Linked DNA regions of Homo sapiens: region 1 is linked to region 2. Evidence: chromatin contacts called from ENCODE Hi-C or POLR2A ChIA-PET data. All regions are on one chromosome and are shown on one strand. The core of a region is the stretch at or near the end of the contact, and the rest is flanking DNA. Distances in the headings are between cores, read along the strand shown.

Region 1 (6,458 bases), core at 2,556-5,055, 58 kb before region 2:
AGAATCACTTGAACCTGCGTGGCAGAGGTTGCAGTGAGCTGAGATCGCGCCATTGCACTCCAGCTTGAGAGACAGAGTGAGACTCTATCTGAAAACAAACAAACAAACAAACAAATAAATACATAAATAAATAATAAAAAATTTAAAAAAATATTAAATGCATGGTGATTCAACTTGTAAAACCGAGGACTATTTGGCCTTTAGGCTCTTAGTTTTCTTTCTTGGGATATGATTGAGTTTTCCTTATTCAGTCTACTTTTCTTATATATCTATCTAACATTATAGCATTATATTTTAAAAATTGGCCCAGTTTACATTAGCACCAAGTATAAGTGTATAGTCATGCACTGCACAATGATATTTTGGTCAGTATGTATGTTTTGGTCAATGATGTGTGGTCTGCATATATGACAATGGTCCATAGTTTATGATTCCATATTTTTACTGTACCTTTTCTATGTTTAGATACACAAATACTTACCATTGTGTTACAATTGCCTACAGTGTCCAGTACAGTAACACACTGGACAGGTTTCTAGCTTAGCAGCCATAGGCCATGCCATATAGCTTAGGTATATATTAGGCTAGGTTCGTGCAAGTCCAGTCTGTGATGTTCCCACAATGATGAAATCGTCTAATGACGCATTTCTCAGAATGCATCTCAGTCTAAACAACGCATGACTCTACTTATTTTCTTCTACACTTAGCAATATTAGGTCTGATTAGTCTTTTCATTTTTGCTAACCTGCAGGGCAAAATGTTTGAGAGCTATTAGTTTAGAGCACTTCTTAAATGAGGCAAACTTTTCTCTTGTGATTCCTATAATCAAGGTTTTATTCAAAAATAATTTTAAATTTTATTCTATATTATAGGAATGTGTACAATGAAATGTAATGATGTATAATACATTGGCTGTTTTTGAATTCCAACCATGGATTTCCCAGCTACTGGCAGTGAAACTGATCTTTTCTGTACGTACTCAAGTCAACACTCAAGAATTTCAACTTACCTTTAGCGAAAGCAAATATTTATATTTAAAAAGAAAACATTTGAATTCAGAATTCATTAAGATAAAAAAGTTAGCAAACTACAGATGCCTTGTTAGTTGACAGTCCTAATGGCGACGTCTAGGTCAGATAACTTATATTGACTTAAAACAGCATTGTCTTGACTTTCCACAGTCGTATTTGTGATTATGGAAATAATTTTAAAAAGACTAGTCTCTTTAATTTACATTTTCACAAAACGCTGTTGAAAGAGCAAATGTCTGCTCAGTTGTTTTTCCTTTGCTTAAAAAAAAAAAAAGTGCCAGGAATCCCACCCCACCCTGCTGCTGGGTAACAGTCAATCATTTATTATTCCTGGATCAAACACAAGCATTCATGCCTATGAAAACGTTTGGCAATGAATGGGATCTTGGTCTCTACTAAAAACAAAAAATGGCTAAAAGGAGACTTCAATTTATGTTCAAATTCTATGGCTGAATTCCTATAATTCCTAACTGGTGAAAATATTGGCAAGCTACAAGATTTTACTTAGAGTCAGATTTACTTCTTTGGTGTATGCCCAGAGGTGTTATTGAAAGCTATTTGTGGCCAGCTTTCCAGGAGACCAAATGGGCCTTAAATGGAATGAATATTGGCCCTGCAGTACAGTGCACAAGGAGAAGGAGGAGAATTGGACACTTTTATTAAAAAAAAAACAAAACTCATTGGTTATACTTAACTAATTTCTACATAGAAGTTTTAGTATTTGGCAAAGCAAAAAGTCATATCTCAGAATCACCAAACTTACTATATCTGAACCCTTTCTGTTGTATTTTGGTATTAATCCAGGAGTTATATATATTATTAAAATCCTCATATAATCATGTAATCAGCCTCACTACCTATTAATACAATGACTTTCAATCCAGACTCAACAGTTTTCCCTTCCTCAAGCCTAATCAGCCTGATATGGTTTGGATGTTTTGTCCTTTCCAAATCCCAGGTTGAAATGTGATCACCAATGTTGGAGGTGGGGCCTAGTGGGAGGTGTTTGGGTCATAGGGGCAGATCCCTTATGAACGGCTTCATGCCATCCCCATGGTAATGAGTGAGTTCTCACTGTGTCAGTTCACGTGAGAGCTGGTTTAAAGAGCCTGACACCTCCATCCCCTCTCTCTCACTCCCTGTCCTGCCAGGTGACACGCCTGTCCCCCTTTGTCTTCTGCCATGAGTGGAAACTTCCTGAGGCCTCACCAGAAGCTGAGCAGATGCTGGTACCAAACTTGTACAGCCTGTAGAACCACAAGGCAAATAAATCTCTTTTTGAAAATAGATTACCCAGTCTCAGATATTCCTTTATGGCAATGCAAAATGGACTAACACACAGCCCTAAACCTAATTAAACCCCTAGAAACCATTACATCCTCCAAAGTAATCAATTCCCCCAAAACTAATCATACCCCTTCCCCTAAGCACTCCCAATCACCAAGTTAACCACTAGCCATGATCCACCAATCATCCATGAAACAAATGTCATTGTGGCAGAGACCACTAATCTTTCAATATCCATTTTTCACTTCCTCATTTCACCAATAAAACCCTCTACATTTTAGCTGAGCACATGACCTCACAGACAGATATGATATCTCCTGCAATCCTTTGCATCTGGGTAAGGCCATATGACTAACTTCTGGGTAATGAGATGTTTGCAAAAACAATGCGTTCAACTTCCAAGTCAAGTCCTTAGGAAAAACTATCCATTCTTTCTCTGTCCCCCTTTCTTTGGGCTGGACGGTTTGAAGGGAAGTGGTGAGCCGGATTTAATCATTTGCATGAGGACAACACTATAGGGTAAGGTGGAGCAGGAAGAAAGAATGGGGCACCCAAGTCTTCTTGGGGAGCAGTGCAGCCTACATGCCTTGGACTGTCTACTTTGGCCCCAGATGTAATGTAACAAGACTACGCATCTTAGCAAGATGAAAAATTGTTTAAAAAATTAAGTTTCCACTTTGGGAGGCCGAGGTGGGTGGATCACGAGGCCAGGAGATCGAGACCATCCTGACTAACACGGTGAAACCCCGTCTCTACTAAAAATACAAAAAATTAGCTGGGTATGGTGGCAGATGCCTGTAATCCCAGCTACTCGGGAGGCTGAGGAAGGAGAATGGCATGAACCCAAGGAGGCGGAGCTTGCAGTGAGCCGAGATTGCACCACTGCACTCCAGCCTGGGCGACAGAGCAAGACTCCATCTCAAAAAAAAAAAAATAATAATAATTAAGTTTCTTCCTATGACTAATCTCTGTGTAGAAGCAAACAAATAAAATAAAAGACCCTGGAGACCTGATAACCTCCCAAGCCTCAGTTTCCAATGTAACTAACCCACAAAATGAAAAGTTTTCCTTTAAACTGTCTGAAAATTTTAGCCAGAAAATAAAGTGACTTTCTCATTATGTATCTGAAATCCTGTTAGTCTTAAAAAAAAAAAATGCTTTGATGCTTGACTTCCTCTGAGTCTAAAAAAAAAATCCTGTAAAACTATAAAGCTACTTCCTAAAACTAATTTAAACAAGGATGACGGTGGCTATTAAAAAATTCTTAAATTTCATTCAGTTCAGAATGGTTAAAAACAGAACACACAAGCAAGGTGTGTCAACTGCTCTGGTAAAAAGCAGCAGCAGGTTGCTGTCAGTGCTCATGTGCCAGGGTCCCCCAGCCCAGATGCACATAGGCCCAGGGCCGTTGTCTCGCACCTACAGTTGCAACATAGTGTCTCCCTGCCCCACAGGTCAAATCCCGAGGTGTGGTCAGCCCACAGAAGAATTTTGGAGGGCCCAGCACTTTCCAGGGCCTGTCACTTGGACATTAAAACCTGCGATCATCCAAGAGAAACAGAGGTTGGCCCCCCAAGTATCCCTGTTACAGTCCAGGAAGGTGAAGTCACTGGAAACTTTTGGTGAGAACTTTGTGTTCCCTTAGCGGTGAGGATTTGGGAGAGATCAATGAGGTACTTTAGGGTTAGGGACTTTTAAAACTAAATCTGGATGGTAAATCTAGATAGAATAGGAGCCCTTAGTAAGGCTGGTGGACCATAACGACAGACATTCAACACCTGTGGGATGAGTCAACCTCTTCTCAATCCTCAGTATTTTGAAATGGATGGTGTTGATTTGTACCACCGTGTGTATTATGTGGGCCTGTGGCTGTCTGGCCCAGTGTTGCAGGGTTTTTGCTGGAGTTGTATCGTTCAGGTTAACTGTCACAGCAATAAAAAAAATATGAGAGTGGTTCATGCAGATGATAGTTGTGTGATCCAAGCAAAAACCACCACTTGGTAGTTCCTATAGCTCCCTTACCCAGTGAGTTTGGTGAAATGGGGTTAATTGAAGCCTCAGGCCCAGCTGTCTCTTATAACGGGATTTTCTACCAGAAGATTCAGTTGAGCCATAATGTGCACTTTGAAGACTATTTGTGAAGGTTGCTGAAGTAAAGGAATGCAAGTGTTTTACTAGTGGTGAAATCGATTCTGTTCCAAAGTGTTTTTTATGCTATTACAATAGCAACATTATGAGGAGGACAGTAACTCAGATATTTAGAGTACAGCTGAAGATTTACTTGTGTATGGAGAAGACAAGGATTGCATAGATCGTCTCCTTGGACAAAGGTAAAGGCAGAGTATACAAAAACAAAACCTGGCCGGGCACAGTGGCTGATGCCTGTAATCCCAGCACTTTGGGAGGCCGAGGCGGGTAGATCACCTGAGGTCAGGAGTTCCAGACCAGCCTGACCAACAAGGAGAAACCCTGTTTTTACTAAAAATACAAAATTAGCTGGGTGTGGTGGCATGCGCCTGTAATCGCAGCTGCTAGGGAGGCTGAGGCAGGAGAATCTCTCGAACCCAGGAGATAGAGGTTGCGGTGAGCTGAGATCACGCCGTTGCACTCTGGCCTGGGCAACAAGAGTGAAACTCCATCTCAAAAAACAAAACAAAACAAAACAAAAAAAACCTCCAGATGGTCTCTGTTTGTCCTTGGGTGCACTGATCAGCTGCAAAGAGGCAGTTTGTCTCTCAAAGGGCTGACAGAGTTATGAGGAAAGGCAGTTCTTAGTTGTATGCAGGTTTTCTGAGAATTCTGGCTACTTTAGCTATTGAGTGTTGGTCGTGCATCCCTGTCTGCGTCATGACGGCCTGTATCTTTCCATGGGTACCTGCACTATTTCTCTCATTGGAATTTGTTACATGTTTAGACTTTAGGAAATTAATAATGTGTGAATTCTGCAATGATGCTTTGGGGCCTGAGTTGAAACACGAATGTGCAAATATATGTCATAGCTGTTGATGCTTAGCTTGCAGAACAGGGGATGAAACCAGCATACTGCCATATCTCTAAGGCCATGGGTCATCTGGCTGCATGTTGGATAAAGCACAACACACAGTGAGATCTTAGAAAGCCCATTTCCTAGGATAGAGAATTGTGATAACAATTGTAAAAACATCTCATCTTCTCAGAGATATAAAAGTGAAGATTTTATTGTCATACCTTTTGGGAGTATGTCACAAAAGATGAAACGTTCTTGTTGTCTGGAAACAGCCAAAGAATCTAAGTCCACATATAAATGCATAATTTATTATTTCAGATGCGCATAAGGAAATAGTACCCATAATCCCAATTACAATTATATTGTCCACTTCATCAGAACCTGAGTGAGACTTAAGGGCAAAGAATGAGCTGATCGCGCTCTTTCTCTCTGATCAAGATCATGCTTTCCCTTTCTCCTCCCACACCTGCACACCCAGGAAAGGCATGCAGCAAGAAGCTCAAAATCTACAAGCCAGGAAGAGAGCCCTCACCAGAAACGGAAACAGCTGGCACTTTGATCTTGGACTTCCCAGGCCTCCAGAACGGTGAGAAATAAGTGTCTGTTGTTTAAGCCTATAGTCAGCCCAAGCTGACTAAGAAACATGGCCGCCCAGAATTAAGGCTTTATTTTTCAGCATCTTCTGCAGTGAACTGCATCTTCTGTGGCCACATGAATAAGTTCAGGCTAATAAGTTACAAGCAGAATTAAAGTATGGTAGCTTCTAGAAACCTTTCTTAGAGGACAGCTGGTATATGGCCTTTGCATCCCTTCCTCCTTGTCACTCTTTCTATCCTACTGCTTGGAATGTGCTGTGGAGCTGGAGCTCTTGCTGCCTTCTTAGACTGTGAGGTAATACGGACCACACTGTAGGGATGATTAAGAAGTAAGCTAGAAGGAGTTTGAGACCCTGAGGACTTGAAGGAATAGAGCTCCTACCACAGTCCCAGATTGCCTATGCTTCAGTCTCTACACAGGACAGAGAAATAAACTGCCATCTGGTTTAAACAGTGCTTCTGTGAGACTCTATTATTTGCAGTTAAGCCTAATCCTTGCTGATACACACCTTTTCCCTTATGTTAACTTGACTTCATGGGGCATAGTCCATAGGTCTC
Region 2 (6,760 bases), core at 2,439-4,938:
GACTCTTCTGGAGCACATATTTACAGGACTGGCATTTGCCAACCAATCAATGCATGGGCATCGTGAAGTCCTTTTTCTTCTCTGAACTTCATTTCCTGGATGCTTACTTTGGAATAGATTATTATCAGAGATATTCCATCCCAGGGACTAAATGATCTCATGAATTTCTCATTCTTGGACTGTTGCACCATGGAGACATCCTTTTCTATTTCCTTCAAAATTCCCCCATGCCACTTAGTCACCAGGTATGCTACCGGGGATGGAGCTGGGCCCACAAGAGTTTCTATATTCTTTTAAAAGTGCTCGCTTACCTTTTCAACAAATGTGTTGATTCAAATTACTTCTCTGGGATCTGGGAGTAGTCCAGAAGCCAAAAATAGCCAATCTGGTCAGAAAGCAGCAGCCAGATGAGTTAGTGCCTGAAATGGGTGGACGTTTTCTTGTCTTTGTTCTGTGTTTTGGTAAAATCCACAAAAGACTAATCATTGCTCATACAAAGCCACTTAAATCCCATCCTGCTATTTGGAGTATTCTAGTCCCCAAAGTCATTTAAAGTTTGGAAATTCAAGTTACCAAGTCAAGAAACTTCTTATACATCTGGGATTGTGTCCCCATGATCCAATTACTCTGAAGTCTCTCCAGAAATACTTTCTTCTCTCCTTCCCTCTCTTCCTACCCATTTTGCTGGGCTATTGGAAAGTATTAGAGCGGAAGGATCATCCTGGCCCTCCCCAAATTAACAAGAACCCCCAGTCCATGAGAACTGTCACCAGAGTCCATGATAGATCTGGGGGAATAGGAAACCACACAGGACGAATCCTTGTGGGTTAGTCCCCTTGGCCATTTACAAATTCAAAGGGTTCAGGATCTCAGGTTTGTATGAAAGCCAGTGACCCAGAAGATCTCTTGTCTGCATCCCACCAAATAGGTTCTGCTAGGCATACCCTACCCAGACCAGACCTTTAAAGGGTCATAAGTGAATCTGGTCATGGCTTCTACCAGAGAGTTTCAGAGGCAAGGCAGCTGTGGACTTAAAAAAGAACAGTTGATCACGGAAGTGGTGTCCTGTTGCGAACAGCTCAGTCTTTTCCTGTGTGTGTGTGCATGAGTATACTATATCTGTGCATTTGTGAGAGCATCGCTGATTTACCACTGGGATCTGGTAACCTCCACTTCTAAGATCCAAAGCTGAGAGCTGTGACTGCCCAAGCAGCAGCCAGAAGCATCTTCAATGTGGACCACTGTTTTCTGATACACTATAGTTTCTTAATCACATTCCAGTTTTCCCTTTCCCATTTAATTTGAATACCGGAGATGGTAGGTGGCACATATGATGAGCTCTCATTCCACAGATGTTCTTGGTGTGCAAGAAGAGCCTGCCCAGTGTTAGCAAAAACACTTGGGCAATCCTAACCACCTCTTTCACAAAGGAACATGCCTGCCTTATACATACACTAGCTCTAAAAATCCTAGAATCAAATACATGCCACATTCGTAGTCATAAGCCATTTTGTCTTGCATTGAATTTTTTTCTTTTTGTGAGATATATTACACACACAAAAGAATGTAAAAAGCATATGTATACCATTTAAGGAAAAATAAGAAAGTATACTACCATGTCCCCCCCCCCAACCCAGGTTAAAATTAGGATGTTCCAGAACCTTAGAAGCCCCTCTTATTTCCCTATCCAATTAAATTTCCTTATTCCCTCCCTTCCAGAAGTGACCACTATTTTGACTTCTATGGAAATCATTTTGTGGTAGGCAGAATCTTCATGATCCCCATATGATCACATAATTCCCTTCGTGTGGTGATCAAACATTAACCTAGGTACTGCTGTGAAGGGATTTTGTCAATGTAACTAAAGCTCCAAATCAGTTGTCTTTAAGATTAGAAGATTATCCAGCGAGGTCTGACCTAACTAATCAAGTGAGCCCTTTAAAAACAGTTTTCTCTGGTTAGTAGCAGAAGGAGAAGCCAGATTCAAAGTGTGGGAAGAATTCCACATGCTGTTTCTTGATTATAAGATGGAGGGAGCCGCAAACAAGAACCAGAGAGCTGCCACAAGGAGCTAAGCATGAGCCCTGGTGACAGCCAGCAAGGAAACTGGGACCATAGTCTAAAAAACACAAGGAATTGAATTCTGCCACCAATACCAATGAACTTGACTTTTTCTCAGAGCCCAGCCTAACTCACCCAACCTTCTCACTTCCAGAACTGTGAGCTAATAATTAGGTGTTTTAAGCTGCTGATATTGGGGTGGTTTATTATGCAACAAGAGAAAGCTAATATATATTCCCTTTATTTCCTTCACAGTTTTACCTTCTACAATGTATTGGTGTACAATGAATTGTTCCATTTTGAAAAATGGAGTGACAATTACAAACCTAGCTTTTTAAAACAATACATTTAAGGGGTACAAGTGAAGTTTTGTTACACAGATATACTGAGTTGTGGTGAAGTCTGGGTTTTTAGTGCAACCATCACCCAAAATAATGTACATTATGCCAATTAAGTAACTTCTCCTCCCTCAGCCCCCCTCACCATCCCACACTTCCTAGTATCCAATGTCAATTATTCCACACTTTATGTCCATGTGGACACACTGGTATTTGACTTTCTGTTTCCGGGCTGCATAACTTAAGAGACTGGACATCCAACATGGCCAGTTCCATCCATGTTGCTGCAAAATACATGGTTGCCTTCGTTTCTATGTCCAAAGAGTACTCCATTGTGTACGTAGATGACATTTTCTTTATCCAATCATCTATCTATAGATGCTTAGATTTATTCCATCTTTGCTGTTGTGAATAATGCTGCAATAAATGTACCAGTGTGGGTATCTTTTTTTACGTAATTAATTCTTTTCCTTTATGTAGATACCCAGTAGTGGTATCTACATAAAGGAAAAGAATTAATTATGTAATGGTGAAACCCCATCTCTACTAAAAACACAAAAATTAGCCAAGCGTGGTGGCGCATGCCTGTAATCCCAGCTACTCGGGAGGCTAAGACAGGAGAATCACTTGAACCCAGGAGGTGGAGGTTGCAGTGAGTAGAGATTGCGCCATTGCACTCCAGCCTGGGCAATACAAGCAAAATTCTGTCTCAGAAAAAAAAAAAAGAATTAATTCTGTAAAAAAGTAGATTGAGTGGTAGTTCTATTTTTAGTTCTTTGAGAAATCTCAATCCTGTTTTCCATTGAGGTTGCACTGACTTGCCTTCCCACCAACAATGTACAAATGTTTCCCTTTTTTCTCACCCTCACTAACATCTGTTATTTTTTGACTTTTTAATAATAGTCATTCTGACTGGCAAATCTAGCTTTTTGATGAAAAAAAAATATTGTCACTGTTTTGGGGAAGACTCTCCTGAGAATCTAAGCTCTCAGTTTCAATAGTCCCTTCCGGGTAAGTCAGACAGTGCTGCAGTGTGGCCAGGTACCAGACATCTGGCAGAAATATCATCAGAGAGAGTGGATTGTTTTATGTTTTCTGCTTCTAAGCTCTGAGTATGGCCCTCTTCCCACTCTTGGGAATAGATCAAAGCAGAATACTCTCTGGAGTGGAATGAGTGTCCTCTACTAACCCAGTCAGCAAGACATGGAGAGAGAAGAGGGCATTTTATACATGCATGGCCAAGATAAGGCCAGTGCAGGAAAGAATGTGGGCCAGGCTGTCTGGGGCATTCTGTCCTCAAGTTAATCACCATAGGCAGCAGGGGTCTATGAATAAGAGCCCTTGACATGCCTGTCTCTGGAGTCATAGGGCTGCCCTCTGGGCTGGCTGTCTTCTCTGCAGGGTGTACAACTGTCATGCCAGGATCTCCTTTTACTGTCCTGGGGACTCCTTACACCTCTCTTATGGGTTGGAACTTCTGTTTCTTTTGTCAGTTTCTTTCTATTTCTTGGTTTATTCTCTTATTTTGATAGAGCACTTTCTTGAATAACTTCTTTTTTTTTTTTGAGATGGAATCTCATTCCGTCACCCAGGCTGGAGTGCAATGGCGCAATCTTGGCTCACTGCAACCTCCGCCTCCATGGTTCAAGTGATTCTCCTGCCTCAGCCTTCTGAGCAGCTGGGATTACAGGCGCATGCCACCACACCCAGCTAACTTTTGTATTTTTAGTAGAGGTGGGGTTTTGCCATGGGCACCAGGCTGGTCCTGAACTCCTGACCTCAGATGATCCACCCACCTCAGCTTCCCAAAGTGCTGGGATTACAGGCATAAGCCATTCACTCAGCCTTGAATAACTTCTTGAGAAAAAGTGTATTATATACACATTTTTGAGATCTTATGTGTCTGAACATATTTTTATTTAACCTCCTGAGTGATAATTTGGTGGGTGTATTAGCCAGGGTTCTTGAGAGAAACAGTACTAATAGTGTGTGTGTGTGTGTGTGTGTGTGTGTGTGTGTGTGTACGTGTTATAAGGAACTGGCTTATCTGATTATGGAGGCTGACAAGTCCCAAGATTTGCAGTCAGCAGGCTGGTGGCCCAGGAGAGCTGATGAAAAAACTAATGTCCCAGCTCAAAGGCAGGAGAAGTTCCCTCTTACTCATCCTTTTTGTTCTATTCAAGACTTTCACTGATTGAATGAGGCTTAGTACATTAGGGAGGATAATCTGCTTTACTCCATCTATGCATTCAAATATTAATCTCATCCAGGTTCTCCCTCACAGACATATCCAGAATAATATTTGACCCAATATCTGGGCACCCCATGACCCAGTCAAGTTGACACATAAAGTTAATCAACACAGTAGTGTGTGGAATTCTAGGAACTTATTGGAAATCATCTTCCCTCTGAATTTGAAGGTAATTCTGGTGCAATCAGAAGCCATTTTGATTCCTGATCTTTTATGCTAATTGTTTTTTTACTCCATGAAAGAGTAAAGTACCCATACTCTCAACTGTGGCTGTTGTCTGCCAGTCCAGAGAGCCATGATTTTACCCTCCAGAGAATAAAAGTTTTGTTGGGGTAGGCAAGAGATAGTTGACTAATGTCATGGAATGAATGAAGGGGTGTAGGGACTCTGTTTCTTATACATTTGTCACCTAGTCTTCCTTTTTTAGTAGTACTTCCTTCACCCCGGTCCTAGAGGTACTTGGTACAGTGAGTTTCTCTGTGCTACAAATCTAGTTGTTATCAATTACTGTGGTTTGAATATCCCCTCAAAAACTCATGGTGAAATTTAACTGCCATGGTAACAGTGCTGAGAGATGGGACCTTTAAGAGGTGATTAAGCCAAGAGGGCTCAGCCTTCATGAAGGGGTTAATGCCATTATTGCAGGAGTGAGTTATTGCAGGAGTTTGGCCTCCTTTCTCTCCTTGTTTCATGTACTTGCTTGCTCTTTCACCTTCTGCCATGGATGATGCAACACGAAGGCCTTCACTAGATGCCAGTGTCATGCTCTTGGACTTCACAGCCTCCAGAACTGTGAGCCAAATAAATGTCTATTATTTATAAATTACCCAGTCTCAAATATTCTGTTAAAGCAGCAGAAAATGGAGTAAGACACTTACTTTTCCAAGTTTCTGGCTTGGGATTTGGCTCTGTCAGATCTGCTATGGCAATTAGCACTAGTTCATCTGCTTCCTAACTTTCACAATGTTCTTGCTGTTGATATCTTACTTCTTCTGCTTAACCTTGTAGATTTTATTGGAAAGAAAGAAAGACTATAGTTTTCATGGGTTTTAGGAGGAATGAAATTAGATGCATGTGTTCAGTTATCCTTTATGCAGTCTTGATTCCATAAAATTTCTAACATCCTATTTATTTTTGTAATTGTTTATTGCTTATTTCTCTCCTGTTAGAATACAAGTTTCACAGAGGTAAGTTTTTTTCTGTATTGTTCACAGATGTTTCCTTAGTATAAAAATAGGGCTTCACTCACAACTGACTCTCAATACATAGATGCTGAATAAATGAATGAATGAATCTGTGGCCTACCCTCATTTTCTTCTGATTTTGTCCCATGTTTGCTCTTTTTTTAAAAAAAATTTTATCTTTGTCCTATCTTTTTGAACTTCTATTTTTGTAAACATTGTAAATGTCCATAACATATTGGTACAGTAGAATACCTATAAATATATAGGTATTATAATATATACCTATTATATATATTATATATATATATTTATATAATATATATTATATATATAATATATTATTATAATATAAGTATATAGGTATTATAATATATACCTATAAGTATATAATATATACCTATAAGTATATAGGTATATATTATAAATCAATAAACAAATACAGTTTAAATTGTAAGGAAGCATGATATTAAAATGTTGGCAACCATGGACCCCAGATATGTAGTTTTTGACTGTGACTCCATCCTTCCAAATATTTAACAAACCTCTTTTTTCTAAGTGGCTCTTACATATTGGAAACATCTATTTTGAACAGAGCAGGCATGCAGAATTCAGGAATTTGGACGCCATTTAGAGGTGATCTGCCAGCTTCCTTCTTGTCTGCATCATGTCCCCTTCTTTGCCAAAGTGCCCTGGTGAGCAGGGGCTTGTGACTGCCCTCATCAAGATTTAGGAAAATCATTCCCAAGCTGCAAGATGCCCTGAGGTTCCAGTCTGGAATCTTTCTTTCCAGGCTTGAATTTATCTTGCAACTCTTTCCTAGCCCACTGCCACCCAATGCCTCACTCCCAGACTCAGATCTCCTGCAGGAAGCTCAGGAACAAGCGAGAGAAAAGGGCCTACAGCCCACATCATCACCTCAACTGTTA

What was found. A loop is a pair of places that touch in the nucleus more often than their neighbours do. ChIA-PET counts read pairs that join two places held with the same protein, here RNA polymerase II (POLR2A).
Region 1: a loop to region 2 is called in a map of HL-60/S4, with 2.7 times the contacts of the local background. The contact joins two enhancer-like sites. A Hi-C loop is called at or near these places in 1 of 168 maps with a recorded cell type or tissue (HL-60/S4). POLR2A ChIA-PET finds 5 or more read pairs at or near these places in 2 of 52 experiments (AG04449 and H1).

What each region holds. Positions count from the first base shown.
Region 1 is chr9:35,934,835-35,941,292 of GRCh38, forward strand. No RefSeq gene overlaps it. Among named protein-coding and RNA genes, the nearest start is that of OR2S2, 20 kb to the right of the region's middle. Within about 2 kb of position 3,806, at least 2 of the 41 ENCODE cell types and tissues checked have a DNase peak (open chromatin) inside an H3K27ac peak, as active enhancers do.
Region 2 is chr9:35,993,128-35,999,887 of GRCh38, forward strand. No RefSeq gene overlaps it. Among named protein-coding and RNA genes, the nearest start is that of OR2S2, 38 kb to the left of the region's middle. Within about 2 kb of position 3,689, at least 4 of the 41 ENCODE cell types and tissues checked have a DNase peak (open chromatin) inside an H3K27ac peak, as active enhancers do.